2 separate regions of the Mus musculus genome follow, and region 1 is linked to region 2. The links are chromatin loops, found by intact Hi-C in ENCODE. Cell type or tissue: left cerebral cortex. All regions are shown on one strand. Each heading gives the region's core, and the rest is flanking DNA. Links, peaks and the distances in the headings are about the cores only.

Region 1 (16,172 bases), core at 4,791-12,790, 310 kb before region 2:
CTGAAGAAAGGCCATGCAGACACTGTCCACTTGGGGACTCATCCCATATACACTTACCAAACCCAGACACTATTGTGTATGCCAACAAGTGCATGCTGAAAGGAGCCTGATCTGGCTGTCTCATGAGAAGCTCTGCCAGAACCTTACAAACACAGAGGCAGATGCTCGAAGCCAACCATTGGACTTAGCACAGGGTCCCCAGTAGAGGAGTTAGAGAAAGGTCTGAAGGAGTTGAAGGAGTTTGCAACCCAATAGGAGGAAAAACAATATCAATCAACCAGATCCCCCAGAGTCCCCATGGACTAAGCAATCAACCCATGGCTCCAACTGCATGTGTAGCAGAGGATAGCCTTGTCAGACATCAGTGGGAGGAGAGGCCCTTGGTCTTGTGAAGGCTCTATGTCCCAGTGTAGGGGAATGCCATGACAGGGAAGAGGAAGTAGGTGGGTTAATGAGCAGGAGGAGGGAAATGGGATAGGGGAGATTTCGAAGGGGAAATGAGCAAAGGGGATAAAATTTGAAATGTAAATAAAGAAAATATCTTTAAAAAAAGGAAAAGGAAAAAAAAGAAGGAACACAAAGTATGGGTGCTTCAGTGCTTCTTAGAAGGGGGAACAAAATACTCACAGGAGGAAATATGGAGACAAAATTTGAAACAGAGACTGACAGAAAGGCCACACAGAGACTGTTCCACCTGAGGACCCATTCCATATAGAGTCATCAAACCAGGTCACTATTGAGGATGCTGGATAGCACTTACTGACAGGAGCCTGATATAGCTGTCTCCTGAGAGGCTTTCCCAGAGCCTGACAGATACAGAGACAAATGCTTGCAGCCAAAATTTGGACTGAGTGCTGGGTCCCAGATGGAGCAGTTAAAGAAGGGACTGAAAGATCTGAGGGGATTTGTAACCCTTTGGAGATAGCAATAGTGTCAACTATCCAGACCCCCTGAAGCTTCCAGGTACTGGACCAACAACCAAACAGTACACATGGAGAGACTCATGGCTCCAGATGCATATGTAGCAGAGGATGGCCTTGTCATGCATCAATGGGAGGAGATGTCTTTGGTCCTATGAAGGCTCAATAGATGCCTCAGTTTAGGGAAATTGAGGGCAGGGAGGTGGGAGTGTTTGGGTGGGTGGAGGAACACTGTCATAGAAGCAGATTGAGGGGGTAGGATATGGGGTTTCCAGGAGGGGAGGGGAAACCAGAAAAGGGGATAACATTTGAAATGCAAAAAGTAGAAAATTTCCAATTAAAAAAAAAAAAAAAGAAAGGAAAGAAAAAAAGAGAAACGCTAATGTTGTCTTATTCCAGGTTAATTCTATCCTGATTTTCAGACAAGTCATAATATACAGACCCCCAATTGAGAAACATGGTGTTGTCAATCACCACCTTAAAGATACTATACTAATCATAATAGGTCTGGAGTTATGTGGCCCATTGCTTCAGTACTTGTTCAAAATAAGGGCAATCTGGGCCAAAATAATTGAGAGCTTTTCTGATCAGTGCCAAGTCTGCCAGAAGAGTGGGAATCCAGGTCATGCTCACCACATTACAGCCTAGATTAACAGGGAAAGCCTCGTGGTATATCTGAGGATAATGAGGCACTGAGGGAGAGGCAATGCATCATGAGGAAAGAACATCACAGGATGGACTACTGCAGGAGTGGCCACCAAAAGGCAAAGTTCTCCTAATCACACCAGGGCTAATCTGGGGGTACCGCCTGTCGGGTAGGAGTGGAAGGGCTTGTGTGTGAAAGACCTCGGACAGCAGGTTTAGAGGACAGCTTCAAGTCTGATGGCTAGAGGGCTGGAGCAGAGATGTGTGCATCTGCATCACTGAGATCATCCTGTTTGCCCAGAGAAGGCAGGATGGTTTTTAGTAATGGAAAGGTGAATATTAGACTGATCCTGGCAATGTTTGTTACGGGTAGCCAACACTTCCACTGGGGAAGAATTTTTTTTTTTTTTTTTTTTTTTTTTTTTTTTTTTTTTTTTGGTTTTTCGAGACAGGGTTTCTCCATGTAGCCCTGGCTGTCCTGGAACTCACTTTGTAGACCAGGTGGCCTTGAACTCAGAAATCTGCCTGCCTCTGCCTCCCAAGTGCTGGGATTAAAGATGTGCACCACCACGCCGGGCTAAGTTCTTATGATTGGTGATGACAGCAGTGAGAATGGGCACAAAGATTAGGGAAGGATAATCCCAGACCATCTCTTGCTTGCAGGCAAGCAAAGAACATACATCCAGATGTCAGGGTCCAACATGTACTCCGGAGAAATCCAGGGAGCCAAAAAAAGCAGCCTCCTCACAAAATTGGTCCAGGTCATGAGGGTTATTAGAAGGGTATTCAGTACCCTAATCTGGGGTTCCTTGATGATGGATGGGATGGCACACATAAGGACAGGGTCAAACAATAGACATATGTCAGAAGTGTTGAAAGTCAAGTACTAATCTGGGGACTCACTTGGGTTTTGCTCAAAGGTTGTATGCCTCCAAGATGTGCCTGCGAAGGAAAAGGTGTTCTGGAACTCCCAAATTTTTCTTTGAAGTTTAAAAATCTCTTAGTTGTACTTTGTAATATCAAATAAAGTACTGCTTTGAAGAGTACAGACACAGAGCACAACCATCTTCTTTTAGAAGCCAAAATACAATTTTAACAGTATAAAAATTTAGTGTTTCTAAAATCAATAGCAAGTGTGTTATTTTTTTTTTTTATTTACAAAGTTTAGCAGCCAGGTAGAAAATGTTGTATAGAAGTACATGGAGGGCAGCTTTGATATCTCATTGAAGAAATGTTGTATTTAATCCTATCTTCCATGAGTCTGACTTCTTAGATAGGAGAGGAATTACATAAAGTATTTCCCAATATAAAATTATCTTTATAGACTATTTTTGGTTCCCTCATGTCATGTTTTATTGTCCAGAATGGCTCCCATCTTGAGTTACTTGTTTTAAGCTAACTTTTTGTAACAGGCAATGAAGTTTGTTAGCCATCCACAATAATTTAAAAGCCAATAATTGAAAATAAGGATATACAGAATATAGTAAACTTATACATTTAAGACCAGTCAAAAGTTAACATTGTAGTGGCCACATATATTTATACTTTTAAAACAGATAGTCAAAATTTCCTTATTTCCTTCTGCTATTTCAGGAGTGGAAATACTTGCTACCTACTGAATCTATTTCCCATGGGCACAGCAGTTCTGCAGCTGGACTAGTCATCAGCTTGCTTACTAGAGGAAGCTGAGGAACTGCTGGTACCCCTTTAGGAGCATCCTGTACAGATCAGGCAGCTTCAGACTTGCTTTCAGCTTGATTCTTACAGGAGGTATAGCTTCTCCAGCAGTGCTCAGCTCCTAACTGTGGGGGCAGGGCTCCAAGAACAGCACCAGATTATCTGGGTTTTTTTTTTTCTTTTTTTTCATTTTGATTCTGTTGTTTTTGTTCGTTTGTTGCCTTGTTTGGCTTTTGCTTTTAAAAATTCCTGAGATGGGTAAAGATTAAAGAAAGGGCCTGATGGTCAGTAGATTAAGTTTGGCCCATTTTCTAAATATGAAACAGTGCAAAAATGAAAGGAAAGGAAACTATAGATACAAAGTGACAGAAAGGAACAATCTGGCTTGCCCAGAAACAAAACCAGAAGTGCCCCTAATTGGAAACCATTATTGCCTAGGACATCTCTGGAACACTCTGATAATAGGAGCAATACTGTATCCAGGTTCTCCTTTTCTGGTCCTCAAATATGCACAACATCCAGAAAACAGAATACAAGTTTACATACAGAGGTCAAGATGACTGAAAAACAGTCCTGGGTCCTTCTAAGTTAGCTTTGGTATTCAATTTGTAGGTGATTCATTCCCATACAAAGCACCAAATTTTGGGGTTCATAAAACCAAACAACCAAAGAAGTCAGAAGAATCCACCAAAGCAAGATCTTTATTTGAATTTGGCAGCAAAAACTGACCAACTGGGGATCTTTACTGATTGATCAGGTCCACAGAATATATTTGGGAGAACTGTGAGTCCAAAAAGAAATTGTGCAGCACCTTTTCAGGGATGAAAGAGAAAAGTGAGGAGGAGTGAGTTGGGCTGTAGTTTTGTTCAATCACATTTTGACACATGAGGTTGAGCAAAGGAAGAAACTTTGATGACTGGGTCTTATACAGGCCACCTGATTTCTTTTTTTTTCATTTTTTATTAGGTATTTAGCTCATTTACATTTCCAATGCTACATCAAAAGTCCCCCATACCCACCCACCCCCACCCCCCTACTCACCCACTCCCCCTTTTTGGCCCTGGCGTTCCCCTGTACTGGGGCATATAAAGTTTGCAAGTCCAAAGGGCCTCTCTTTCCAGTGATGGCCGACTAGGCCATCTTTTGATACATATGCAGCTAGAGTCAAGAGCTCCGGGGTACTGGTAAGTTCATAATGTTGTTCCACCTATAGGGTTGCAGATCCCTTTAGCTCCTTGGGTACTTTCTCTAGCTCCTCCATTGGGAGCCCTGTCATCCATCCATTAGCTGACTGTGAGCATCCACAGAAACCTAGGATACCCAAGATATAAGATACAATTTCCTAAACACATGAAACTCAAGAAAAATGAAGACTGAAGTGTGGACACTATGCCCCTCCTTAGAAGTAGGAACAAAACACCCATGGAAGGAGTTACAGAGACAAAGTTTGGAGCTGAGATGAAAGGATGGACCATGTAGAGACTGCCATATCCAGGGATCCACCCCATAATCAGCATCCAAACGCTGACACCATTGCAGACACTAGCAAGATTTTATTGAAAGGACCCAGATGTAGCTGTCTCTTGTGAGACTATGCCGGGGCCTAGCAAACACAGAAGTGGATGCTCACAGTCAGCTAATGGATGGATCACAGGGCTCCCAATGGAGGAGATAGAGAAAGTACCCAAGGAGCTAAAGGGATCTGCAAACTTATAGGTGGAACAACATTATGAACTAACCAGTACCCCGGAGCTCTTGACTCTAGCTGCATATGTATCAAAAGATGGCCTAGTCGGCCATCACGGGAAAGAGAGGCCCATTGGACTTGCAAACTTTATATGCCCCAGTACAGGGGAACACCAGGGCCAAAAAGGGGGAGTGGGTGGACAGGGGAGTGGGGGTGGGTGGGTATGGGGGACTTTTGGTATAGCATTGGAAATGTAAATGAGCTAAATACCTAATAAAAAATGGAAAAAAAAACGAATAGGATTGGATGCCCTCTTCTGGTGTGTCTGAAGAAAGCTACAGTGTACTCATATAAATAAAATAAATAAATCTAATAATAAATACATACATACATACATACATAAAAATAAATTTTAAAAAAGAAAAAAAAAAAAAGGATGGACCATATTGAGAATGCCAGATCCAGGGACCTATCCCATAATCAGCCTCCAAACGCTGACACCATTGCATACACTAGCAAGATTTTGCTGAAAGGACCCAGATATAGCTCTCTCTTGTGAGACTATGCTGGGGCCTAGCAAACACAGAAGTGGATGCTCACAGTCAGCTATTGGATGGATCACAGGGCCTCCAATGGAGGAGGTAGAGAAAGTAACCAAGGAGCTAAAGGGATCTGCAATCCTATAGGTGGAACAACAATATGAACTACCCAGTACCCCCAGAGCTCGTGTCTGTAGCTGCATATGTATCAGAAGATGGCCTAGTCGGCCATCACTGCAAAGAGAGGCTCATTGGTTGTGCAAACTTTTTCTGCCTCAGTACAGGGAAACGCCAGGGCCAGGAAGTGGGAGTGGGTGGGTGGGGGAGTGGGTGGGGGAACGGGTAGGGGAATTTTGCGATAGCATTGGAAATGTAAATGAAATAAATACCTAATTAAAAAAACAAAATAAAAAAAAAAAAGATAAAATTAAGAAAAAAAAAAGAGAGAGAGAGAGAGAATCTCATACAACCTAGTCCTTTTCTTCCATAGAGACCTCAGAAAGAGAAACATGAACATGCTGCCTCAAAGTGTTATGTGGACCTGGGCTTTTAATTTTATTTTTTGAAGACAGGAGCTTAGCACAACTATTCTCTGAGAGGCTCTACACAGCAGCTGACTGAAACAAATGCAGATGCCAGTGTGGTTTTACATACTCTTGTCAGTTGTTCTTTGCGTTTTGACAGGTTTTGGAATTTTTTCATGGTCTCTGTCTGCTTTACAACTAAGCTACCATTCTGAGGAATACTTATATCTTCAAGCATAAGAGTGTATCATTAAGAGTGTCAGAGATCAGCTGGGCATGGTAGTGCACACCTTTAATCCCAGCACTCAGGAGGCATAGGCACGCAGATTTCTGAGTCAAGGCCGGCCTTGTCTACAAAGTGAGTTCCAGGACACCCAAGACTATACAGAGAAACCCTGTCTCGAAAAACAAAAACAAAAAAAACCAACCAACCAACCAAACAAACAAACAAAAAATGAGTGTCAGAGATTGGTACTTGCCGATGGGATGGGTCTCAATTTGGACAAGTTAATGGTTGATGATTCCTCCAGTCCCTGAATTTCTTTTAGACAGGACAAATTGTGGGTGGAAAGTTTTCTGGATAGGTTGGTTTCCTTACCTTTCCACTGTGGCTCTTACCTAGCTACAGGAGGTGTCCTCCTCTGGTTCCATGTCCCTAGTATTAGGCATATTGGTTATGGTTACCTGCACTGACTCTTAGGAGCCTCCCTCATCAAAATGTCTGTTTGTAGGCATTAACACTTATAGCAGAGTTAGAAATTTTATTTTTTCAGACAATTAGCAGAAATAGTTTCTTCTCTAGGGTCTATGACTTCACAAACCATGAGTACTTGTCTAGGTTTATAGTAGCTGACATGAAGTCTCTCTTTATCTATGATATAGGTCTGCAATACTCATAATAAATGTTGTGTAAAATTCAGGTGTGCTTTTGTTCTTAGAAAACAGTAACACCCTTATAGGGGATAAGATTCAGAGAACTGTAACACTTCAAACAGTAGGAAAATCACTGAGTTTACCTAGAACCTTTGTGTCCTTTGTAAATTTTACAATGATATGCTATTGAGTAGAACTACTACAGGCATTAGTGACACAAAGACTAAATAGCATCCTAGTAAGAAGTTCTAAAGCCAACTTTACTCGGAAGTAGATTGTGGGACATTAGACAGCCTGGTTTCCTGTAAAGGCTAGATCTTGAACCCCCAGAGAACCCAATGTGTGGTAATTCCCACCTACATGGGACAGTAGGCATTTGACCATGTCTCCTGGACTCAAGGCTCCTGTCGTAGTTACTGCCCCCACAGGAGAAGTATGGCTGGTAGTCATGTAGACAATGTCCCAAGTTTCTGACTTTCAGGCTACACTCCTCCCCAGTTACCTAGAAACAGGAAAGATAACAGCACACCATAAGAGGGGGTGATTGGCCCCACCTCACTGTCTTACTCCCCTTACTCTTGCTCTCTCCTCTCACTCTCTTTCTGTCCTCTCTCCTCATTCTTTCTTACTCTCACCCTCTTACTCTAGCCTTTCTTCTCTCTTTCTCTTTCCCCTTTCTCTCCTCTTGGCCATGGCTTCTCTCTCTTCTCTCTCTCTCTCTCTCTCTCTCTCTCTCTCTCTCTCTCTCTCTCTCTCTCTCTCTCTCTCTCTCTCTCTCTCTCCTCTCTTCCCCCCTGCCTTTCTACAATAAAGTTCTAAAACCATAGACTGTCTCTGTTCATCAAGGCCCGCTGCACTTATTCTCGCCTGTGTAGGAATCTCCCTCCCTCAGCCCTCTCTTCCATAACCCTGGGGCTACAGGGTTGTTGCCAAAAGGCCTGGGTTGGGGGCTGCCCCTTGTCCACCCCATTAGAGTGGGGTCAGTGGCTTAGATGCACAGCTGGGGCCTAGTGGAAAGCATCTGGCAGGCCTCCTGCATCTGTCTGCCCAGATCACAGGGGGAACTCTGGCCAGATGCGGGCTATCCTTCCTCTTCCTCTTTCCCCATCACCCCTTTATTTCCCACATTAGATCAGTAATATTTAGGACTTAAACAGAAGACTGTGATGGAATATATAGGTCAATCCTCTCTGCTGCTGTTGCTCCAAAATATGTGTGGGATCAAAGTGGAATAGCAGAGACAACATTTGCCAATTTTCAAAGAAATCAATCAAAAATTCAAAAATAATTCTTTGAACTGGAAGTCTGTGGAGGGCATCATCAGAACAAAGAAGGGAGAAGAATAGATTTCTTTAGAATAATTTCTTTATAGTGAGCAGCAGTTGTTTCAGTGCGTGGCTTTTCATTTTAATGTCATCATATTCATGGCAGTGTCAAAAGCTCAGAAAGCAACTTCCTTTCTTAGGAAAATGAGCATCTGTGATTTTTTTCTAGGATATAAGGATTAAGAATAAGGCATAATGGTGTTAGAATATAGTCCCAAGTGTGGTGGCAGGAGTGTAAAAGGCACTCTTGAATTTCCATCAGCTGGAATTAAATAGAAAATTCTTATACCATATAATGCCAGATAAAATTCCAGTATGGCTGTGGCAGGAATAATGAAAAAAATATCCCACTAGAGTAGTTATTGGCATTTAATTAGCTGGAGGAAAAAACAGAGTGGGATTTATTCTGGGCTGCATGCTGTAAGATGCACATTCCAGTAGATGGTGCAATATTCATGCACACAGAGATGATGTGAATGATGTCAGTTGTTATTAGAAAGAACATAAGATATTTGGATGTAGAGGTGATAGTGGTGTTAGAAGAATTCTAGTGTAAAGAATGTTTGAATTTTTCTAAAGATACAGTATTAAAATATTTATTGAATAAAATATGTAATGAATATCAATTACACCTGATGGAGAGTAACAGAAACTATACTAAAGTGTTCATCTTTATGCAATACCACATAAGAACATGCAAACACACAAGACGTGTTGAAAATATTTATACCTTAAACATTTCATTTCTAAGTAACTGCCTCCATAATTATTTCTATATAATTATGACATTTTAAAATACACTATGCTAACAATATTTCTGGAATAAAGCTTGAACACATACCTTTTTACGATTTTTTAATTGTACTTTCTTAATGGCATTTTTAATGGCACTCAAATACACATAAGTGTACCATCCCATGTTAGAATTAATTCATATTAGCATGTAGGATAAAATAAATGACACAGGACATGTTTGGAGAAAACTTGATTTTACACCCCAGTATCAGAAACAAAAGGTTCCAGATAGAAATGGAGTTTTTGGTACATACCCAGGGACTAGGTCCAAGAATCCAGATAGATGCTGTGCCCCAGGTACCATTGGCTCATTTAGTTTGTTGTTAAGTAGACCAGAGTGAGAACTCAGGAAAATTAGGTTTTTCCTTTTTTCTCCTATTATTTTCACCACTTTTGCTGCAATAGATAGGAAGCAAGGAGAGACAAATGAAAACAAGGCATAACAAAGCAAAAACTGCATGGCCATGAAAAAATAAAAACAAACAATAACAATGGCAACAACAAAAACAGAAAAAAAACACAAAAATAAATACAAACAAACAAAAAACCAACTAAGTCCTGACTAATATCTCACAAGTAACAATTGTCTTTTGACTCCTACTTATAGTTTTGAGATCTCTCTCCTAATTAGTTCTCAATCCACTCTCTATTTCAATGCAGACAGAGGCAACGATAGCTAATTCAACTCCCTACATATAGGTTTTTACCAGTCAAGCTCCTGGATGGTATCCATCTCTCACCTGGTTCCAGGCTCTAGCCATGGCTTGACTGCATGTTGCTCAGCCCAGGATGAAGACATTCTCTAAAACCTGAGTAGAAAGAGGAAACCCAACATATGGAGGAAATTTCTGGCCTTCTCCCTGATCCTACTGAGTCACCTGCTCATGTCTACTCTGCAAAACATGTTCTTGCCTCTGAAAACACTGATTCTAATTATAATCCCATCATTCATGCTTCAGGATTAAAGTCCTCCATCATCAGAATCGAGTGTCATTTACTTATGATTTCAATATCTGACAGTGACCAGAGTTGTGCTGGTAGGGAAATTTTCTTGCATCAACAGTTGTGAGATTACTTGCTTTGAATTGAAACTTTTCCATGCGTGTTTTCTAAGACTCAAAATCTTCTGTACTGTCACCTGAATTTTTTACCTTAGCCATTCTGACTGGTGTGAGGTGGAATCTCAGGGTTGTTTTGATTTGCATTTCCCTGATGATTAAGGATGCTGAACATTTTTTCAGGTGCTTCTCAGCCATTCGGTATTCCTCAGGTGAGACTTCTTTGTTTAGCTCCGAGCCCCATTTTTTTAATGGGGCTATTTGATTTTCTGGAGTCCAATCACACCATGTCAGAAAAGTGAGGATTACAGCAGTGGTAAATTGAGAAGGCACATTAGCAGCAAGAAATTGTTCTGGGACAAAGATTGGACTTATCTTGTTCCAGGATTCAACCATCACAGCCATGCAAAATGGTGGGTCATCTCCAGGAAGTTCATTTTCCCAGTACAGCTTTTGTTTGGTGCCTTCCAGTTTACGTTCAGAAATCCCACAAAAACAATTAACTTGAAGATATGCTACATACACTAAGGATCTGGTGTTGACTCATCTTACCCCTGTACATGCTACCTTAGTCTCTGTGAATTCCCATGTGCCTGTATCATTTGGATTTAGAGATAACTACCTTACTTGGTTTCCTCTGTACCTTCTAGTTCTTATAGTATTTCCATACTTTCTTCCACCATGTTTCTCAGCCATGAAAGAATGAATTTGATGGAAAAGTCAGAGTTGGCCTGAGTGTTCTATAGCCATCCATAGTCTTCATAATGTCTAACTATTGCTCTCTATGTTTGTTGCTCTCTCCTAGGGGAGGAAGCTTCACTAAAAATGGCTGAGCTAGGCACTGATCTATGCATGTAGGAGAATATCATTACTAGTTATTTTATTTTGCTTTTGTGTGTGTGTGTGTGTGTGTGTGTGTGTGTGTGTGTTTCTTTTTACAATGTTTTTTGAGACAGGGTTTCTTTGTTTAGCCCTGGCTGTCCTGGAACTCACTCTGTAGACCAGGCTGGCCTCAAACTCAGAAATCCACCTGCCTCTGCCTCCCAAATGCACTGCCACTGTCTGGCTTTTTAAAAATCTTTAAATAGCACTAGACCTACACTATTTAGACTTGGTTTTTGGTTACCTAAGCCATGCTGGATGTGAATACTATCTCATAGGGTCAAGATATTGGTTGGTTACTCCCACAATAATACCAAAACGATTCCACCATAACACTAGCATATCTTGCAGGCAAGGGGCAACTATAGATTAATAGCTAGCTTGTTATTTTATATCTCTTCTGTTAGCATGCAAAGAACCATTTTGTATGAAAGACACTTGTTCATAGGAGCAAGGTCTCTATATGAACACCAGCTCTACATCTTTATCTTCTGTGTGCCATAGAATCTTTTCCAGTGACTATATCTATCAAGTTTTCTTAAGTAACCAGGTGGCCTTAATTGTCTGGATTTATCTGGGTCTTCAATTTGATTCCATTGATTACTGTGCCTTGTATCATTTTTCACTACTCATATGGGAGAACCCATCCCCAATCTCACAGGTATTCTCATAAGTATCACTTAGTCACAATGACATGTATAAGATGAAATCCCAGGTTCTTTGTATTTGTATTTACCATATGTCTAATGAACATTTCTTTACATATTTCTCAACAATTTGATGTACCTGTACAGATGATTCTGTTTGTATATGATCCCTATCGTAAAAATATGTTATTTTTGTTCTTGGTATATAGGGCTTATTTGAGTTCCTCATAAACTCAGAATATTTGTCCTCTATTGGATGCACCCATTCTGTTCTGTGTCACTTTCTCTGAAATATGGTGAGCATTATTGTGTGGAAACTTTTTGGTTTCATGAGGTTTCATTTATTAGTTGTTGGTCTTAGTGACTTTGTTAATCTTTTTCTCTTGTCATTTTCTGCATCAGAGATGTTAAGGCTACTTGTCACATTATCTTCCAATAGGTTCACTGTATTTGTCTTTAATGTTGAGATCTTTGGTATATTTGGAGTTGCATTTTCTGCATGTTCCTGAGTATGAGTATATTCAGCTATATTTTTTATCTGAAGTCATCCAGTTTGACAATGAGCTTTTACAAAAAAAATTATCCTTTTCCAGTGACTACATCAAGGTATCTTTTTAAGTAACCAGGTGACCTTGGTTGTCTGGATTTGTCTGTACCGTTAATTTGATTCAATGTGTCTGTTATGATTACTTACTATTCATATGGGAGCACTCATCCACATTTTTCAGTCTTTACTCTGGGCAAATGGACCTGGGTAGTTTAAAAAGATAGGTATTCCGCCAGTGTCTCCAAGCCTGTAAATAGCAGTAATACAAATGGTCTGTGCTTGAGTTACTACCTACAGGTCATGGCCACAACTTTCTGTTGCAGCTTCCCTTTGTGAATGACTATAAGTGTTAAGATAAAATTTACCCTTTAGTCATCACATTGCTTTTGGTTATAATGTATATCACAAACATAGAAAGAAGGATAATGGAGACAAAGTGTTGAATATAATCTTACAATGGTTTCATATAATGTTGATGGAAGAATATCACCTTAGGGAAATTTTGTTATTGGTAAAAATATTCTGGTGTATGAGAGAACAAAGGTTATTATGAAGTCTTAATACATGAAGAGATTAGAACCAGATACTAGCTATCCTGTTGCTACACACAACACTGATAATTCAACAGTAGGGTTTAAGAAAAGTCCCTTTCAGATTGCTTCCCAGATGCTGATTATCCATGAGAAGTTACTCTATTCTCTAGAGTCATATAACTTTCTGAAATCTACATTCTTCTTTAATGACCTATTCCGTAAATATTTCTCTGTTCCCTCCCACATATATGTATGTGTGTGTATGTATATATAAATTTTCTTACCATCATCTTTCTGTCTGTTCTCTTCCAGCATTCATTCAAGTTCCCTCAATTCTCTTGAGATTAAGCTTTTCCCACTGAGGCCAGACCAGGCAGTCCTCTGTTATAGATGTGGCAGGGGACTCAGACTGGCCTGTGTATGCTGCTGATTGGTGGATCAGTCTCTGGGCGCTCCCTGATTAGTTGAAACTGCTGGTCTTCCTATGGGTTCACCCTCCCCTTCAGCTTCTTCATTCTTTCCTCTAATTTAAACATTTGGGTCCCTGACTTCCATCACTGGTTGGGTGTAAGGCGTATGTCTTAGTCAGCTGCTGGAAGGACTTCCTAATGACAGCCATCCTAGGCTCCTAACTGGTAGCACATCATGGAATCATTAATAGTGTCAGGCCCTTGTGCCCCAGCCATGAGATAAATCCCAAGTTGGACCAGTCATTGAATCTAGGCATCTAATGTGATGATCATGTGACTATTTTCTTTGAGTTTGTTTGTACAGTTAATTGCACTGATGGATTTTTCTTTTTTTTTAATGGGGTATTTACTTCATTTACATTTTCAATGCTATCCCAAAAGTCCCACACACACTCCCCCACCCACTTCCCCACCCACCCACTCCTACTTCTTGGCCCTGGCATTCCCCTGTACTGAGGCAGTTAAAGTTTGCACGACCAATGGGCCTCTCTTTCCACTGATGACTGACTAGGCCATTTTCGGATTCATATGCATCTAGAGACACGAGCTTCAAGGGGGTATTGATTAGTTCATATTGCTGTACCACCTATAGGATTGCAGATCCCTTTAATTCCTTGGGTACTTTTTCTAGGTCCTCCATTGGGGGCCTATGATCCATCCTATAGCTGACTGTGAGCATCCACTTCGGTGTTTGCTAGGCCCCAGCATAGTCTCACAAAAGACAGCTCTATCTGGGTCCTTTCAGCAAAATCTTGCTAGTGTATGCAATGGTGTCAGCGTTTGGAAGCTGATTATGGGATGGATCCCCAGATATGCCAGTCTCTAGATGGTCCATCCTTTCGTCACAGCTCCAAACTTTGTCTCTGTAACTCCTTCCATGGGTGTTTTGTTCCCAATTCTAAGAAGGGGCAAAGTATCCACACTTTGGTCTTCGTTCTTATTGAGTTTCATGCGTTTAGCAAATTGTATCTTATATATTGGGTATTCTAAGTTTCTGGGCTAATAGCCACTTATCAGTGAGCACATATTGTGTGAGTTCCTTTGTGATTGGGTTACCTCACACAGGATGATGCCCTCCAGGTCCATCCATTTGCCTAGGAATTTCATAAATTCATCCTTTTTAATAGCTGAGTAGTAATCTATTGTGTAAATATACCACATTTTCTGTATCCATTCCTCTGTTGAGGGACACCTGGGTTCTTTCCAGCTTCTGGCTATTATAAATAAGGCTGCTATGAACATAGTGGAGCATGTGTCCTACTTACCGGTTGGGACATCTTCTGGATATATGTCCAGGAGAGGTATTGCAGGATCCTCTGGTAGTACTATGTCCAATTTTCTGAGGAACTGCCAGACCGATTTCCATAGTGGTTGTACAAGCTTGCAATCCCACCAACAATGGAGGAGTGTTCCTCTTTCTCCTCGTCCTCGCCAGCATCTGCTGTCACCTGAATTTTTGAACTTAGTCATTCTGACTGGTGTGAGGTGGAATCTCAGGGTTGTTTTGATTTGAATTTCCCTGAAGATTAAGGATGTTGGACATTTTTTTCAGGTGCTTCTCTGCCATTTGGTATTCCTCAGGTGAGAATTCTTTGTTCAGCTCTGAGCACCCAACATTCCTAGGATGAAGCCTACTTTATTATGAATGATAGTTTTGATGTGTTATCAGATTGCAAGAATTTGAGTATTTTTGCATCAATATTTATAATGAAGTTGCCCTGAAGTTCTCTTTCTTTGTTGGGTCTTTGTGTGGTTTAGTTAGAGTAACTGACTTCATAGAATGAAATGGGTAGTGTTTCTTCTGTTTCAATGTTGTGTAACACTTTGAGGAGAGTTGATATTTGAGCTTCTTTTGAAGATCTGACAAAATTCTGCATTAAGATAATCTGGCATTGGGTGTTTTTGTTTTGGGGTGTGTAGGTCATGAATTTTTCTATTTCCTTAGGAGTATGAGACTGTTTAGATAGTTTCCCTGAACTTGATTTAACTTTGGTACATAGTATCTGTCTAGAAAATCCTCCATTTCATCTAGATTTTACAGTTTTGTAAAGTATAGGATGTAGTAGGTTTTGATGAGTTCTGAATTTCCTCAGTTTCTGTGTTACATCTCCCTTTTCATTTCTGATTTTGCTAGTTTGGATACTGTTTCTGTGCACTTCAGTTAGTTTGGCAAAGGGTTTATCTATGTTATTGATTTTCTCAAAGAACCATATCTTGGTTTTGTTGACTTTGTATCATTCTCTGTGTTCCTAACTCGTTGATTTCAGCCCCAAGTTTGACTATTTCCTGTCAGCTGGTCCTCTTGTACTTGTTTCATTATTTCTGTTCTAGAGTTTTCAGGTATGCTCTTAGGTTATGATAGGTATGCTGTTAGGTCTCTAAAATGTCTTTGGGAAGGCACTAAGTGCTATGACTTTTCCTTATAACATTACTTTGATTATATTTGCATTTTCATTGAACTGTATAAAGTCTTTGATTTCTTTCTTTATTTCTTCCCTGACCAAGTTATCATTTAGGAGCAATATGGTATACATGTATATGTGGGCTTTCTGTTGTTTTTCTTTTACTGAAGGCCAACTTTAGTCCATGGTGATCTGATAGGATGCATGGGATTATTTCAATCTTCTTTATCTGTTGAGACTTGTTTTGTGTGTGATAATATGGTAATATTTGGAGAAGGTTGATGAGGTGCTGAGAAGATATATTCTCTTGTTTTCGGTGAAATGTTCTGCAGATATCTGCTAAATCCACTCAGTTCATAATTTCTGTTAGTTTCACTGTTTAGTTTCTGTTTCAGTGACCTGTCCATTGGTGGGATTGGGGTGTATGAGGTCCAATGTGTGCTTTGAGCTTTAGTGTGAATGTTCATGCTCTTGCATTTGGGGCAAAGATGTACAGCATTGAGAACTCCCCTTGGTGGATATTTTTCTTTGATGTATAAGAAGTGTAAAACATCTTGGGGAAGAATACTGTCATTTTGTAGTGGCCTACATAAATCTCAGAATAAATTTGGTACATAGACCAAAATCCTGAGAACCCAATTTGGAAAT
Region 2 (16,172 bases), core at 4,918-12,917:
ACACACACACACAAAGACACACACACATAATTATAACATAGATAGGTATATTTACATATATGTATACATATGTGTGTATATATACATATGTGTGTGTGTGATTTATAAGATTTTTATTTTATTATATGCTTCCCTCCTACCCCTTCAGTGTTCCAGTTATGCCCCTTTTTAAAAAATATTCCTCCTTTATTCCATTCCACAATCTACCCGCGTCTATCTGTCTCTTCCTGTTTTCTTTCCCTAACTCTCCTCTCTTCTCCCATTTTCTACGTGATTCCAACACCATTTGCAATCCATTAATTTTGTGTAGTTTATTTCTTATGTTAGAGTATACTTTATGGAACTTGTACATTAACCAATACTTAAGAAAAAAGCCTAGTACTTACTTTACTTAATGACTATCCTGAACACAGCATCTGGAACAGTGTCTTGATGGAAATGGTAACAATGTGTAACAGATGACTTTTAAAGTGGTAGATATTAATAGGTATTTATTATCTGTATATATTAGTATTTCACTTATGTTTATGGAAATTCATTCTTATAACTAATATTTGAATTATTTTTTTGAAATCATGAAAGTGGATACGGATATTCAAAGATTTTTTTTCTTTTACTGAACATTAGAATTACCCTTTAGTCCTTTCTCATTATTTTATTAATGTAGTAGTACTTTATATGAGCTCTTTATATGTGTTAAGTTATTCCTACATTTTATGTCACATTTACATTATAATTGTATAAAAAGTTTTATATCTTTTGGATGGTTTGAATTGGATTTGTTACTATATTAATTAATTTTGTATTATTATTTGTTGTTTTTATATAAAATATTTTAAATACTGTCTTTTGACTTTTCAAACTCGCAGATCTTCATCTATACCTACCAATAAAATTTCATCCACCCTTGTTTTTGTACAAGGCAACTATCTATGTATTTGTTTTGTCCTCCCAACGATAACAACAAAATAACAATGACCAAATAAAACACCCAACAAAGCAAAAAAGTACAAAAATAAAATAAATCAATTACCCAGAGGAGAACAATAAAACAACAATGGATCTGTTTTAGTGTTGGAGTCTTTGGGGACTGCTTTGGATTGGGGAATGTGGTTGTTATAGTCAATAGCACTATATTGGGAAAAATGAATTTTGCTTTTCTATAAAGCAGCTATCAATTATAAATAGTGTCTTTATTAAGGATGGTACTTTGTGTCTACTTTCCTTTCTTAGTACTAATATTTTTATCTGTTTTGAACCAGTGATGACCCTGTGTGTTATGCTATAGTCTCATAATTTCCTATATTCATCACTGGGGAAAAATTTGATGGATACATCCCAATGAAGACTTGGTACTCTGAAGTTTGTAGACGTAGGTGATCTCATAACCATACACTCATAGATAACAAAAATAAACAGCTGTTATTAAAGAGGGAGGCAGTAGATGAGGTTAGATGGAATAGTGTACTAGTGTTTAAGGTGTAGATATTCAAGGATAGGTAACTAGGAATATTTTTTAAACAGAAACCAATCAAATAATGGCATTGTATAAATTATTTTATCAAGATAAATGGTTATTAATAAGTAATAGCATGTTATCCTAAGTATGCACACATGTGTGCAACATGAAACTGTATACACACATAAAGAATTGTTGAGAATGTACAACAAATTTATTTTTCTAAAATAAATTCTGTAAATTATTTCTTTATCATTATGTCACTGAAGAATATTCTGTTTTAATTGGATATATTTCTGGCAAAGGGATTGGACCCACCATTGCTTTTTACAATCCAAGCAACCTTTTGGAAGTAATTATAATAGATATAAATGTGTCATATACTAGTATAATTCATTGTTATAATCATAGAACTTGTATAAACTGGTATCATCATATCAGAAATAACACAAAGCAAGTTTCACTTGGTTACCCAGAGTCACAATAAAAAAAATAGCAAATAGAAATTAACACATGCCTACAGATATCCATGATCTACTCACATTCAGACTGCAGTTTCATGATCAGTAATCAGGCACTAGCGACTTTTTTGTCTCTGTTAATTGAAAAGAAAGCTCAGAATAAATAGCAGTTTTTTTCTGTCTTCCATTTTCTGTTTTCTGAGGGGAGGGAGCTATAGATGAATCAGCAGTTCAGATCTTGATCACCAAGCTTTTGATTTCTCTTTCTATTTGAGTGCTCTTTCTTGACTGGTTTATAATCCACTCATGTTTGAATGCAAAAACTCCTCCAATCACATAAAAACCAATAAAACTGTCAGTAGTGAGCTTTTTTACCAGTCAATCGCCTCGCTGTAATCCAGGACTCAACTGGTTCTGGGTATTTCCAAAGCTGGCCTATGGCATAGATGTTCAAGAGAAGAAAGACTATTCCTGAGATCTATAGGATACAGAGAAAATGGAAAGTAGAAATAGTTCGTTTGATTCACAGGATTAAAGTTCTGAGTTATGAAATACTATCTCCTATGTAAGAAATGTGTGTATGCCTCTGAAGCCATTCATTGTGTTTTTAGATATGACAGGAGATTTGGGGAGTCTGAGAGTCTTGCATCATCTTCAATGGGCATGAACCGTTTTCGGAATAAATTTCTGAAAGAAGACAGGGATTTGTTGCTTATTACATTCCCTTGGAGAATCCATTATGGAGAACTGCTACAGCTCTAAGGCTCTTGAGGTTCATAATTAGCCATGCCCTGGCTCTGACGGTCTCTAACCACCAAGTTCTACACACAGAACTATCTAACTGCACTAACAGCTGAATCCAGCCCTCTACCCTACTGATTAAAAAGAATAAGCTCTGAACTTGAAATACTGGAAATTTCCAGAAAGCTCTGCCCACAATGAACTTAATGGAAACCCTGCCTTCTATTCAGTTATCTGCTTCCTCTAGACTGAGTACAGGAAGCCAACCTGTGGGTCTTTCCCTCTGAATAAATGTGAGGGCATGGCCCAAGAGGATTCAGAGGAGATGAATTTAGAAAGAAGCAGTTAATAGATAGTATCACCCCCTTTCTACCCCATATTGTTCATTAATTATAAACAAAAGGGAAGAATTGTAAAGTGCTTGGGGCACACAAGTGTCCAGCCTCTTTCTCTAATGAACTCCAACCACCATGTTCCTCCAATAGAACATTCTACCTATCCTAGCAGCTAGATTCTATCACAGCAATATTGTGGAAAAAAGCTTTTTCTACAAATCCTCAATCTGAAAATCTCCAGAAAGCTCTGCCCCCAGAAACATTATATAATCCTGGCTCAGTTCTCTGCAGGATCTAGCCTGAACAGTGATAGCATTCATCCTGAGTATTTTCCTTCCAATAAATCCTTTCTGTACGTTTTAATATGGGCAGTGCCTTTCTAGTATGCTTTAGTTCTCAGATGTCAGGATACATTTCCCCCCAGAGCTGTAATATTCGCAAACACAGGGAGAGTTCTTATCTGATGCATTGACAGCATCATGTCTTTGAGTTGTAGGATTTTCACACATTATTGTCATAATTGTCGCATAAGTTTCTCTCTGACCAAAGAAATATAACACTGGCAGTCTTATTTGTAATTATTCTAGTGCCAACAATGGACTCAGAGAATTAGTTTTTCCAATTTATGTTATATAATCATGGATAAATTGTCATTGAACATTGACTAGTATTAGTTTTTATAGTTTTTCATTGTTCCTTATCTACTGTCCTTTTATATAAGATCAGGTAAGAAATGAGAGCACACCTGAAAAAATGTTCAGCATCCTTAATCAACAGGGAAATGCAAATCAAAGCAACCCTGAGATTCCACCTCACATCAGTGAGAATGTCTAAGTTCAAAAACTCAGGTGACAGCAGATGCTGGCAAGGATGCAGAGAAAGAGGAACACTCGTCCATTGTTGGTGGGATTGCAAACTTGTACAACCACTCTGAAAATCAGTATGACTGTTCCTCAGAAAATTGGACATAATACTACTGGATGATCCAGCAATACCACTCCTGGGCATATATCCAGAAGATGTTCCAACTGGCAAGAAGGCCACATCCTCCACTATGTTCATAGCAGGCTTATTTATAATAGCCAGAAGCTGGAAAGAACCCAGATGTCCCTCAACAGAAGAATGGATACAAAAAATGTGGTATATTTACACAATGGAGTACTACTCAGCTATTAAAAATAATGAATTTATGAAATTCCTAGGCTAATGGGTGGACCTGGAGGGCATCATCCTGAGTCAGGTAACCCAATCACAAAATAACTTACATGATATGTACTCACTGATAAGTGGATATTAGCCCAGAAACTTAGAATACCCAACATACAAGATGCAATCTGCAAACATATGAAACTCAAGAAGAACAAAGACGAAAATATGGACACTTTGCCCCTTCTTAGAATTAGGAACAAAACACCCATGGAAGGAGTTACAGAGACAAAGTTTGGAGCTGACACGAAAGAATGGGCCTTCTAGAGACTGCCATACCCAGGGATCCATCCCATAATCAGCCTCCAAACACTGACACCATTGCATACACTAGCAAGATTTTGCTGAAAGGACCCAGATATAGCTGTCTCTTGTGAGGCTATTCCAGGGCCTAGGAATCACAGAAGTGGAAGCTCATAGTCAGCTATTGTATGGATCACAGGGCCCCCAATGGAGGAGCTAGTGTTAGTACCCAAGGAGCTAAAGGGATCTGCAGCCCTATAGGTGGGACAACAGTATGAACTAACCAGTACCCCACAGAGCTCGTGTCTCTAGCTGCATATGTATCAGAAGATGGCCTAGTCAGCGATCATTGGTCTTGCAAACTTTATATGCCTCAGTACAGGGCCAAGAAGTGGGAGTGGGTAGGTAGGGGAGTGGGGGGAGGGTATGGGGGACTTTTGGGATAGCATTGGAAATACAAATGAAGAAAATACCTAATAAAAATACTAAAAAAAGAAAAAGAAAATCAACTGCCTCTCCATGATATAATTTTAGTATTTCGTAGTTCCATTGAATGAAATTTACCCAACAGATTTCATTGTTGTTCTTTGAAAATCAATCTCCCACTGATAGACCACTACTTCTTCATTAGCATTATGTTCAAACTGATTAATTCTATTCCATATGCATTTATGTGGTTATACAACTTTGTGTGAATAATTTTTTGTGATCAAATATTTTTAATATTAGGTATTTTCTTCATTTGCATTTCAAATGCTATCCCAAAAGTCCTCTATACCCTCCCCAACTCACCCACTCCCGCTTCCTGGCTGATTTTTAGATGTCAATCACAAAGTCTTTTCAATTCCATATATCATATATTATCAAATGTTCTGCTGTATCGTCTGTAATTTTATTCTGTCTAAGATTTTCTTCTTATGGACCATTCTGAAAAGGAAAGTATTTAAGAAAACTAATGATCAATTTATATACTGTACATTCAGCTCTATAAAAACAAGAAGTAATAAAATACTTCATTAGTAATAAATATCAAAGTAAGACATTTGCCTGTCTCACAGAATGTTTCATTGATACCAAAACCTGCCATTAGTAAATATATGGTGCTGTAAATATAGAGAAGAAAGATAGAGAAATGAAGGAAGAGGAAAGTAGAGGAGTTAACAACATGATTTATTATTTTCCCAGCTTTAACACAGGGCTCTATTTGTAGCAGCTTTAGACAAGTAAAGCATAAACTCAGAAGTTCTCAGGTTGTCTAAGCAGGAACTGCTATACTGTTCTTCATGAACAGGAGGAACTAGGTACCTGAACATCTCAAAACTTGGAACTATTTTCATTAGAATCTGGAGATCAACTCAAGGAGTTAGGTACATGAATGGATCACTTTTATGGAGTTGGAGGAAGCAGAAACAAATAAATTGTTTAAGTTTTCTGCACTATTCTTATTTGAATTGAATATTCATTAAGTCTGATTACATTAAGGCTGGTGAGGACTTATATTTTTTATGTATATAGTTATAAGGACTATATTCTTTTTTTTTAACTAAGTACCTAAAGATGACTTCATAATTAAGTGAATTTTTTTCTTTTTTTTTTTTTTTAGGATAAAGTAGATTTTATCCAGGACATGGTGAGGGGAGTTAAGAGTGTTGTACAGACAGAGAAATACAGAGAGAGGGAGAGAGTAAAGAAGTACAGGCTGGCTATGAGCACATGGAGAGAGGAAGGAGGGAATGTAGAGAAAGGGGGAGGAAGAGAGCAAGAGGCAAGAGAGAAATGCAAGAGTGTGTAATTTTTTCTAAAACATATTTTACTATATCATGCCATTTAGTAGCTGAGCAATCTATTTTTAAAGGAGAAACATATAGTATATAAATATTTTATTCTATAAATATTAAATAATTATATATATATGGGTGTGATATATATACATGTATACATATATATATATGTGTGTGTGTGTGTGTGTGTGTGTGTGTGTGTTTGTGTGATAATATATATGGGTGTGATATATATATATATATATATATATATATATATATATATATATACATATATATATATGTGTGTGTGTGTGTGTGTGTGTGTGTGTGTGATATGTTAGGCAGAGAGAAATCTTAATATGGATATTCATAAGAAATGACACATACTCTTTTCTTCATCACCTCACCACTACATTATCCCAAAGTAAAATATTATTGATGCCTCTAAGAATGGCAAGTGCTCAAAGAATCATGAAATGTTTCAAAACAAACCCCACCTCTACACTATGAGATCTATATAGACAATGACAGTGAACAGGAAATCACTTTATTAAGTGATTCAAGTGATTAAAAATGTTTTAAACTAGTTGTATCTGAATGGAAAATATAGAATTTATTGCATGTTTGAATTTTCCATTATTTAATTATTATGCTTATTATCTGTCTGTCTACCTGTCTCTCTCTACCTACCTACCTATTTATCAATATTTATATCAATCATCTATTTGTTTCTGTTAAACCAATTGTGTTCAACTAGTTCTGATCATACATACATAAGTATATAGTCATTGACTGGTACTTTGGTATCCTAAAAGGAGTGTTTCAGACCCCAATAAATATTTGTCTCTATCCATCATTCATCTACTGCACATATTATTAGAGCATATAAGAGAAAATCTATTTAAAGAGCCCTTCTATGCTCAGATGTTTATTTCACTTGATTTTGCATGGTTTTATGCTGGATACCAGCACTAAAATTCTGAGTATTAAAGTAAAATAATTTTACTTCAAGTAAGAAGACAACAGATTCCTCAACCTTGTGACATGACATCAAAAATGATAAAACTTGGAAACATTTACAGTCATCCCAAGTTAGGTCCTACACAAGCCCTACCAATAACAACCAAACCAAAACCAAAACCAAAACAAAACAAAACAAAAAAAAAAACAAAATAACAAAAAACAAAAACAAACAAGAACAAAACAAAACAAAAAACAACCGGGGAAAAAAAAAAAAAAAAAAAAAAAAAAAAAGGTCAGATTACTTGGGTGGGAGGCTGGAAGTGATAGCATCTCACATCATCTCATACATACCTTTATTTTCTAACAACCCAAGCTACTACAACATTGTAAAATAGAAAAGACATGAACAATTCTTTCTTTATGCTAGCTGCTTCGTTTTCTTTGCTGTTGTATATTGGCATTTAGAATTTTTTTCAAGTTATTCTGACATTAACAAGTTAAGCATTCCACTATCAATAAAATCTAGGTAAGTTAGGTGAATTATTGACACATTGTGCATTTGATTGCTTACATTTTGTAACTTTGATAAAAATGAGTAAAAAACTTTGATAAAATGAGTAAAAGTGAACACTTACTCTCATAAGCACCTTCCATAGTTCCGTGTCCCCAAAATTCTCTGTCTCTCAGATCCATTCCTCTTCCATTTCTATTCAGAAAAAAATAAAAGAAAAAATCCTAAGTCAAACCTGGAGAAAAGGTTACAATGATATGAAGTCACAAATCCTCATATTATGCCTGGACTAGGTAACTCAGTAGGGAAAATAAAATCATCATGAAAAGAGGCAGAGCCAGGGGAAGTCCAAAGAAAAGGAAGGAATAAGACATGTAGGAGCAAGGATGAAAAGGATACTATGAGAACACAGCACACATATCTGTTTTAGAATGGTTCCTAGTGGCTCACAGAAACTACAACAGACTATTACAGGAGATTACAACAGATGCAGTGTGGGTCTGAGTTAGGTCCTTTGCATAAACATTATGTGTGTGTAGCTTTGTGTTCTTGATGGACTCCCAAAATTGTGCAATGTCTCAGAGTCTTTAGCCAGCAAAAGGTTTTGTTTTTGTTGTTGTTGTTGTTGTTGTTGTTGTTGTTGTTGCTGCTTTGTTTTATTTTTGTGTGTGTTTTGTTTGTTTTGTTTTATTGTTGTTGTTGTTTTTTTTTTCAAATGAGGTTCCTATACAGGAAAGATAAGATTTAGAATTATGTAATGCTACTGGCATTGGATGATCATCTTCAGAGCTTCCCATATTAGTAACTAGTAAGTACTTCAAGAGTAGTAAAAACCAATCAGTCCAACATGGTAAGGATAACCAAAGGATATAAAACTCTGAATGTATGTATTTAGACTGCTCTGCTCTGAGCACTTGATCTTATTCCTTTGTAAATTCTGCACTCCTATATTTGAGAGCATGTAGTATATCCAGTTTTACTTTTATCCTACTCCTCACACTACATCTCTACCTTTAAGAGTCCCCATTAGTGTACTACTATTTTGTTCTATTTAGTTAGGGTCTTTATAAATTAAAGGAAGTAATGTCATCTTACTGGTAAACAGTATTATTGCAAATGTCGCCATAACATATTATGAACCACTGTACCATGATGACCCTTAGAACTATTAAAGCTTTCATCCCAATTAGATACCCCTTTCTAGTATGACTTACATCTTTCCTTGTTAAAGTTTCACAGTCTCTATCATTATTTATCTTGCAGATGCTACTTGATCTAACCTTGGACACTCAGCCTCATGGTTGTGCAGTAAAATAAAATATGAAATGTGGATATTGATAAATACTTTATGTTTTAAACTGCACAGTCATTAGCACATAGTAGAGGCCCAAATGCATGCTGGACATGGGGTTTTCAAACTTGTTGACCGAGATTGAAAGAAATACTGAGAAGCATATAATTCACTGATTCCATTATTTGTGCTGAGATAAAGGTGTGAATCTCTAAGAGGAATCAGCTATTTCTAAGAAATTACTCCATCCTCTTCCTCTAACGGGAAAATTATAAGCACCAAATTCAAAACTGAGAGAGAAGACCAAGCTTGACTGTCAGCTATGGTTGACAATTCTAATTTTTCCTCTGAAGTTGTTACAAATTACTCTCTATGCAGTAAAACTGACATCTTGTGGTGTTTAGCTGTACTAGCATGTGAAATATCTTAATTATATAAATTAGCTTAATAACTATTTCTATCCACACAAAGAAGAGGAAAATGACTCAAGATACATGTACCTTACTTTTCAGACTTACCTGCCCACCTCTTCTAGCCAAATCTTCTCAAAATGCTACACCTCAAAGATGGAAGTGTAATGGCTTAGAGAGGATGAATGAGAGTTTTACACACTAATTAAATAAGTGCCTCATACTCATCCCATTTTTCCAACATTAATATGTGGACAAAAAATTGATGCTAACAGATCAAATTTACACATGCACTAGTTTCCATGGAGTATATTTATTTTTAATATCTCATGACTTGTGATATTTTTGAAACATGCTCAGAATGATGATGGACTTCAAAAATCATTAACCAGATTCATCATCTCTGCAGTTCTACTATTAACTATAGGATAGCGGCTCAGGCTTTCGCCTCATTGTTCTACTTAGTGACATTTTTGTTTGGTTGGTTGGTTTTGTTTGTTTGTTTTTACATAGAGAGCATGATGATCATCTCTGAGTATTTTTCAGATTTGGAACCTCAGAGACTTGCATGTGTTCCTGAAGAATCAATCATAAAACATTAGTTCACAAAGGGTACAAAGAATAGGGTTTGCTATAGAATTCTTGGGAGCTTATGTGGTATGATGCACAAATGAAAACTAACAAAGTTATCAGGAATGCTAAAATAGGCGTTGTCTTATAATATTAAAATATAAACAGAAGGTAAATGCTCATACCTTTAGAGGTTTTCCAGTTGTGAAAGTCAATGATAAGAGTGGTTTACTTCACTATCAATTGCTGGCTAATCTAGATATGTGTAAATCAGTAAATGGTGTTATCATCTTTGCTGGTTGACTTCCAGGTATTGAGAAAACATTCTGATTACTGAGGAAGTTGATTTATTTGTATATGTGATTGGCAAAACAAACAACCAACCAAACCAAATCAAACAAAACAAAACAAAAGAAAACAAAAACAACAAAAAACAAACAAACAAAAAACCACAAAAAAACCTAGGACTAACCCAAAAATGTCTATTCTTGGGAGCTAACACCAAAAATCCCAGTATGAACCACTAACTACACTACAGAAAGTTAAGCCTCAAATCAAGAAACAGTTATGGATTTTGGATATTTCAATCTAGAAGTTTAAGGTCAGTATGTGTGGTTAGAAGGCATGCAGAGCCTTTTAAATAATAACACTAGAAGTGCCCATCTGCAAAAAGGCAAGGAACTTGCTCAGGATCACAGAACTAATGCAGGCTGATTTACACTGTCAATAAACATCTGTCTGCTTTAAGAAAAAAAAAGTGCTACCTAGTACAATAATGGCTTGAGTGGTTAATTCAGAGAATGTAAGCTCTTATTGCATTAAATGTCCATTCCATAGGGCAAAAATCACAGGTGGTATGAATCACTTAGTGAAATACTTGTGACCAAAGAATTGATGGGCCCCAGTGAAGGGCCCCAGTGAAGAAGGATCTGCTATAAATTGGTTACATGTAGTACCTGCTATAAAGTATTTTCTCTGCATTTGTGTATACAATTATGGGCTTTTCCTATATTCCATATCGATAAATACAGATTTCCATGTCTTAATTTTCATCATTTCTGTCAATTATTCTTAATCATGTCTATCCCCAAGCCACCTCTTTTCTCAAAGCATGGCATTTAGACAAAAACCACTATCTAATCAAGTACCCAAGAAAATCTTATACCTGATAATATGTTTCTATTGGTATTTATATATCTGTTTGTGTCCACAAACGTGTGCAGGGACATGCAGGCTGGAGCCAGAGGAGGATGCCTGGTGACCTTCTCTATTACACTGCAGCTGTAGTGTGGAAGCACTAAACAAGCTCCAGTAATTCCAATTTACTCATTTTTGCGGAAAACACTGGGAACATGCATGAATAGGAACATTTTGGCTTTACACACGACTTTTAGAGAAGAAATCACTAGTCTTTTTAATTTTTCAGAAAGTGTTTTATTCACTGTTGAAATTGGTTTTCTTAAGACCTAAGGACTGCTTTGGTTTGCATTGCAGGTGTTAAAATGTCTCACAGATCAGTCCTCTGCACCTCCACAGCACTGTATGAGTGAACAGAAGACACACAGATCCCCCACTTTCTCCCATGCAAATCCATACAGGAAAGGGAAGATATCTACAGATTCACCAGCTGTTACACAGAAGTCACTCAGAGGCCTGACGGATATGACATGTCCTACCTGGCGTGTGAACCACTACACTGTGAAAATGTGTGGTGTACCCAAGGGAGAGAAAGAGATAAGGAACAGTTTGAGCATTATTAAAAGAGGTGGAACTGGATATGCCAGGGTAGAGAGAATAGCCACTTTTGAGTAGCCAGCCCCTCCACTTGAGAACATGGTCATGTTCCTGCCCAAGCTGCTGCTGAAGGTAATGTCTGAGTCTTTGTCTACACAGTGGCAGGGCTCAGTGTCAATATATGTGGCTAATACTATCACTGGAAAACATGGGGTTAGTGTTCTGGGCAGCATCAGGTCCCACATGGATGTACATTTGAAACCTGTGTCTCCAAAAGAGGGACATGGATAGAAGTAGAAACTTCTGCCCCCAAAATAGGGGGAGGGAATAGAATATCAGCATCTATAATAGGGAGTTGATGGGAAACTTTAGGCTGTGGATTAACAAGGGCACTTGTCTAGAGTCTGACACTCATGTCAAGTGGATCCAAGTAGATTTTCTGAAGCTTACAGGAATCTTGATTTTCAGTATGACTATAGAACATGAAAGGGGAGTATGTTCGCTTATCCAGAATACTTATCCGGCTAAACACCACATACCTATGACTTTAGATCATATAGTGGAATGGTTTGCCAGAGTTAGCCTAATATTTATCATTATGCCACTGATCACTGTTGAAACTCTGAGGTTTTGAGATTCGAATACAACATAGGGAGGGAAAGAAATCTGAACAGTTTTTATTCTTTTAATATAGCTTAAATAATTTTCTTATCACCATTAGTCAACCACTTACATTTACCAACATTAAAACACCTTCTTTTATACTAAAATGTTTTCTTTATGCCCTTATAAGCTTCTGCTTCCTCACACCTACCTTAAATTTTTCATATTTTTCTATCTAATTATTTGTCATGAATTACATACAGGTGTTTGTATAATGGAAATAGTAACTGTAAAGTGAGCTTCTTTAGAGAAAAGAGTAGTAAAAATAAGGTAAACCAAGTACTAACAGTGTAAATAAATAATTGTATCTCATAGACACTCTTCATGGTACCAAAACTCTACTTCTTTACATGACTCCTTCAGTCCTGAACCAACTGCAACTTAGGCTTTACCTTCACCAGTAGTCTTTCATGGCCCCTCACAGTGCCAAGCCTTGAGGTACTTTCCATTAACCCTCTATTCCTTCAGTAATATACCATCTTGGTGATACCAAGTCTGGCCTCCATCATGATGTCTATCTCTAAAGCACAGCTTCTCTGTGCTCTCAGAACACATTTCCAAAAAATATTTTAACCCCAGTGATGCACATCTCATCCTAATAACTGCTAATTTCTTAGATTTACTTAAAAAATAATCAATTGTCCCTGTAATCTCTTCTATTCTTAACTCTAAAGTCAGTGTTAAATGACAAATCTACTGTTGTTGGAACTGGAATATAACCCCCTTTTTCTATTGCATCATCTCCAGCTGTCTGTTTTCCAATTGCTTCATTACATAGTATGTTCTGAACCTTGCTCTATAAACTGATCTTGAACTCAGAGGCATTTATGTCCTATCTCCTGAATCATGGAATTAATGGCATGTACTTAAGCATTTCTTTACCATTTCACAAGACCTTCAAAAACATGGCCACTATGCCTCAAGCTCTGGACCACAGGCATTCCCTCCATTTCTATATTGTAGTTCATTCCAGATATAGTCAAGTTTACAGTCAAGAATAGCCAAAAAATTCCAACACTGGCCAATTTGACCTGCAGTCATGCCTTCTTATATTCAAATTAAAATAATAACCAGGTTACAATAATGCCTAAGGTGATATATCCCTTTTGTGCAAATGCAGATATACCTTGCTTTTAGATAACCAATCCAATATCCTGTTTAGCTCCTTAAATAGAGAATTAAGCTTTATTCCCCTTCCTGGTATCTCTTTAAATCTCCAATCATACATTTTTATTTTTCCTTTATACGCTTGCTATGCTTGATCAAAACAAACCTCATAAGCAAGAGCCACTGGGCTAAGTTCCTACTTTGCTTTTTTGAGACTTCCTTTGCCAATGCACTTAACATAAATCTCTTTATCTCAGCCTCAGTCAGACTCTACCATAGGAAAAAGCTGCCACATCCTTTGCCAACATATCATTAGAATGATCTCTTGGAAACACACTAAAATTCTTCTTCCTTGACACATATTGAAACGGGTCTCCAGATTTAAAATTACCTTCAGAACCAATGTCTTCCATATTCCTACTTAAGCGGCCCATTAAGTCCCATTTGAAGCATTTCATTGTTGTCAAAACGCAATGCCCTGAGATGCACATTCTGCCCAACAAACTATGGTTAGGCCTACTATAGCATTGACTCTGTCTGTGGTACCAACTTCTATTTTAATATGTGTTTTGTTAAAAAAAAAGACTATGGTAACTCTTATAAAGGAAAACCTTACATTGCATCCGACTTACAGTATCTGAGTTTCAGTCCATTTATAATCATGGTGGGAATCATGGCTGCAGTCAGACATAGTGCTAGAGGAGCCAAGAATTCTATATCTTGACCTGAAGATAATCAGAAGGAAACTGTCTTCCATTTGCAACCAAAAAGAAAGTCTCTTTCATACTGAGCATAGCTTGGACTTGAAAGCCCAACCCCAGTGTGACACACTTCCTACTACAATATCACCCCTATTAAAATAAGGCTACCCTCCTCATAGTATCACTTACCATATGCCAAACATATTCAAACTACCAGAAAGAGTGACCATTAACATTAGAGTAGCTGGGCATGGTGGCGCACACCTTTAATCCCAGCACTCAGGAGGCAGAGGCAGGCAGATTTCTGAGTTTGAGGCCAGTCTGGTCTACAAAGTGAGCTCCAGGACAACCAGAGCTATAAAGAGAGACCCTATCTCAAAAAACCAAACCAAAACAAAACAAAACAAAAAAACAAAAAACCAAAACCAAACCAAACCAAAACAAAACAAAACAAAACAAACAAACAAAAAACCAAACTTTAGAGTAATCTATAGACATTAGAGTAATCTATAGACAGTAACAAATAAGCAAAAGAAGAGATATACCTTGTATATTTTAAAAGTTTGCTTTTAGACTGAGTTCTTACTGGGAAAATAAAAATGAAAGAAAATAAAGAGGCCAAATTCTGTGCCTATTTTGGCAGGCACTCAAGACTAATGTGAATATCTGGACTTATTGATGATAAAGCTGTTAGAGTAAGACAAGTCTACACCTGTATGGGCAATTAACCAATGCTATTTGCTTAACTATTCTTACCATTTTCAATCATTAATTGCCTATCATTACCCACATAGCCTATTACATTTTGCAAGACATTCAATGTAGGAATACATAGCTTCGGTATAGAAAAATCACTTTCTAGTTCATGGATCTTCAATATGGAGAACTCTACATAGTTTCATATGGTTAGGGACTGTTACCTAATTGGGAAGGGAAATAATAACATTTCCATGGATCATCAATATAGAAGAATATATATATGACATGTAGGCAGTTACAAGGACACTATGTGTCCAAAGGATAATAAGGACTTTTTTTAAAAGACCCTGTATTACTTTATCAATATTTATCTTCTTTGTGTGCAACAAATTATCTACATGGTTTCACATTTTTCAATTGAGTATTTTATGTATTTACATTTCAAATGATACACACTTTCATAGGTTCCCCTCTTGAAACCCCCTTTCCCATGCCTGCTTGCCCTGCTTTTATGAGGGTGCTCCCCCAACCACCTACCTACTTCCAACTCACCATCCTAGCATGCCTCTACATAAAGCCTTCAAAGGACCAAGGGTGTCCCCTCCCATTGATACAAGATAAGGCCCTTCATCTTCTACAGCTCTTCCTCTAACTACTCCATTGTATTCCCTGTGTTCTGTCCAATGATTGGCTGTGAGCATCCACATGCCTCTCAGGAGACAGCTGCATCAAGCACTTATCAGCAAGCACTTCTTGGAATCTGCAATAGTGTTTGTATTTGATGTCCAAATGTGGGATGGATCCCCAGGTAGGACAGTCTCTAGATGTTCTTTCCTTCAGTCTCTGCTCCATTCTTTGTCCGTGCATTGACTTTAGACAGAGAAATTCTGATTTAAAATATTAGAGATGGGTGAGCACCAAACCTCAACTAGAAGACAATGTCTAACCTCTGGATATGGTCCTGGCAGATTATACCTCAGGTTTGTGGGGTACGTCAGCTAATGTCATCCCTGAGATGGTCCTGCTAGCCTCTTGTATTGCTGACATCTGAGATTTTCTTTTTGCTAATCCCAGTTCCCTTACCCCATTGCTATATATCTCTGTTCAATTTCCTGACCCTATGTACATCTCTTCCATCTCCTGCAATATCTAATTTTCTCCTCTTTTTCCCTCCCCCTCTTCTCCTCCTCCAAAGTCCCTCTAATCTTCTACTTCCCTTGATTATTTTGTTCATCTTTCTAAGTAGGACTGAAGAATCCACACTTTGGTCTTTCTTCCTCTTTAGCTTCTTATACTCCATGAGTTGTATTGTGGT

Evidence for each region. A loop is a pair of places that touch in the nucleus more often than their neighbours do. Peaks named below come from ENCODE experiments on the same cell type or tissue, not always from the same donor. Only the 100,000 strongest peaks of a DNase experiment are listed, where the experiment ranks them.
Region 1: it touches region 2 in a loop (7-fold over the local background); 3 of 42 quality-filtered maps call a loop at or near these places.

The regions. Positions count from the first base shown.
Region 1 is chr7:61,762,485-61,778,656 of GRCm38, reverse strand. The region is part of intron 6 of A230057D06Rik (RIKEN cDNA A230057D06 gene); the gene reads left to right. Among named protein-coding and RNA genes, the nearest start is that of Mir344b, 20 kb to the left of the region's middle. In left cerebral cortex, for the core only: a CTCF peak has its summit at 8,625 (motif pointing right); a DNase peak (open chromatin) is centred at 8,541.
Region 2 is chr7:61,449,184-61,465,355 of GRCm38, reverse strand. No RefSeq gene overlaps it. Among named protein-coding and RNA genes, the nearest start is that of Gm31652, 120 kb to the right of the region's middle. In left cerebral cortex, for the core only: a CTCF peak has its summit at 9,347 (motif pointing left); no DNase peak of the experiment used is centred there.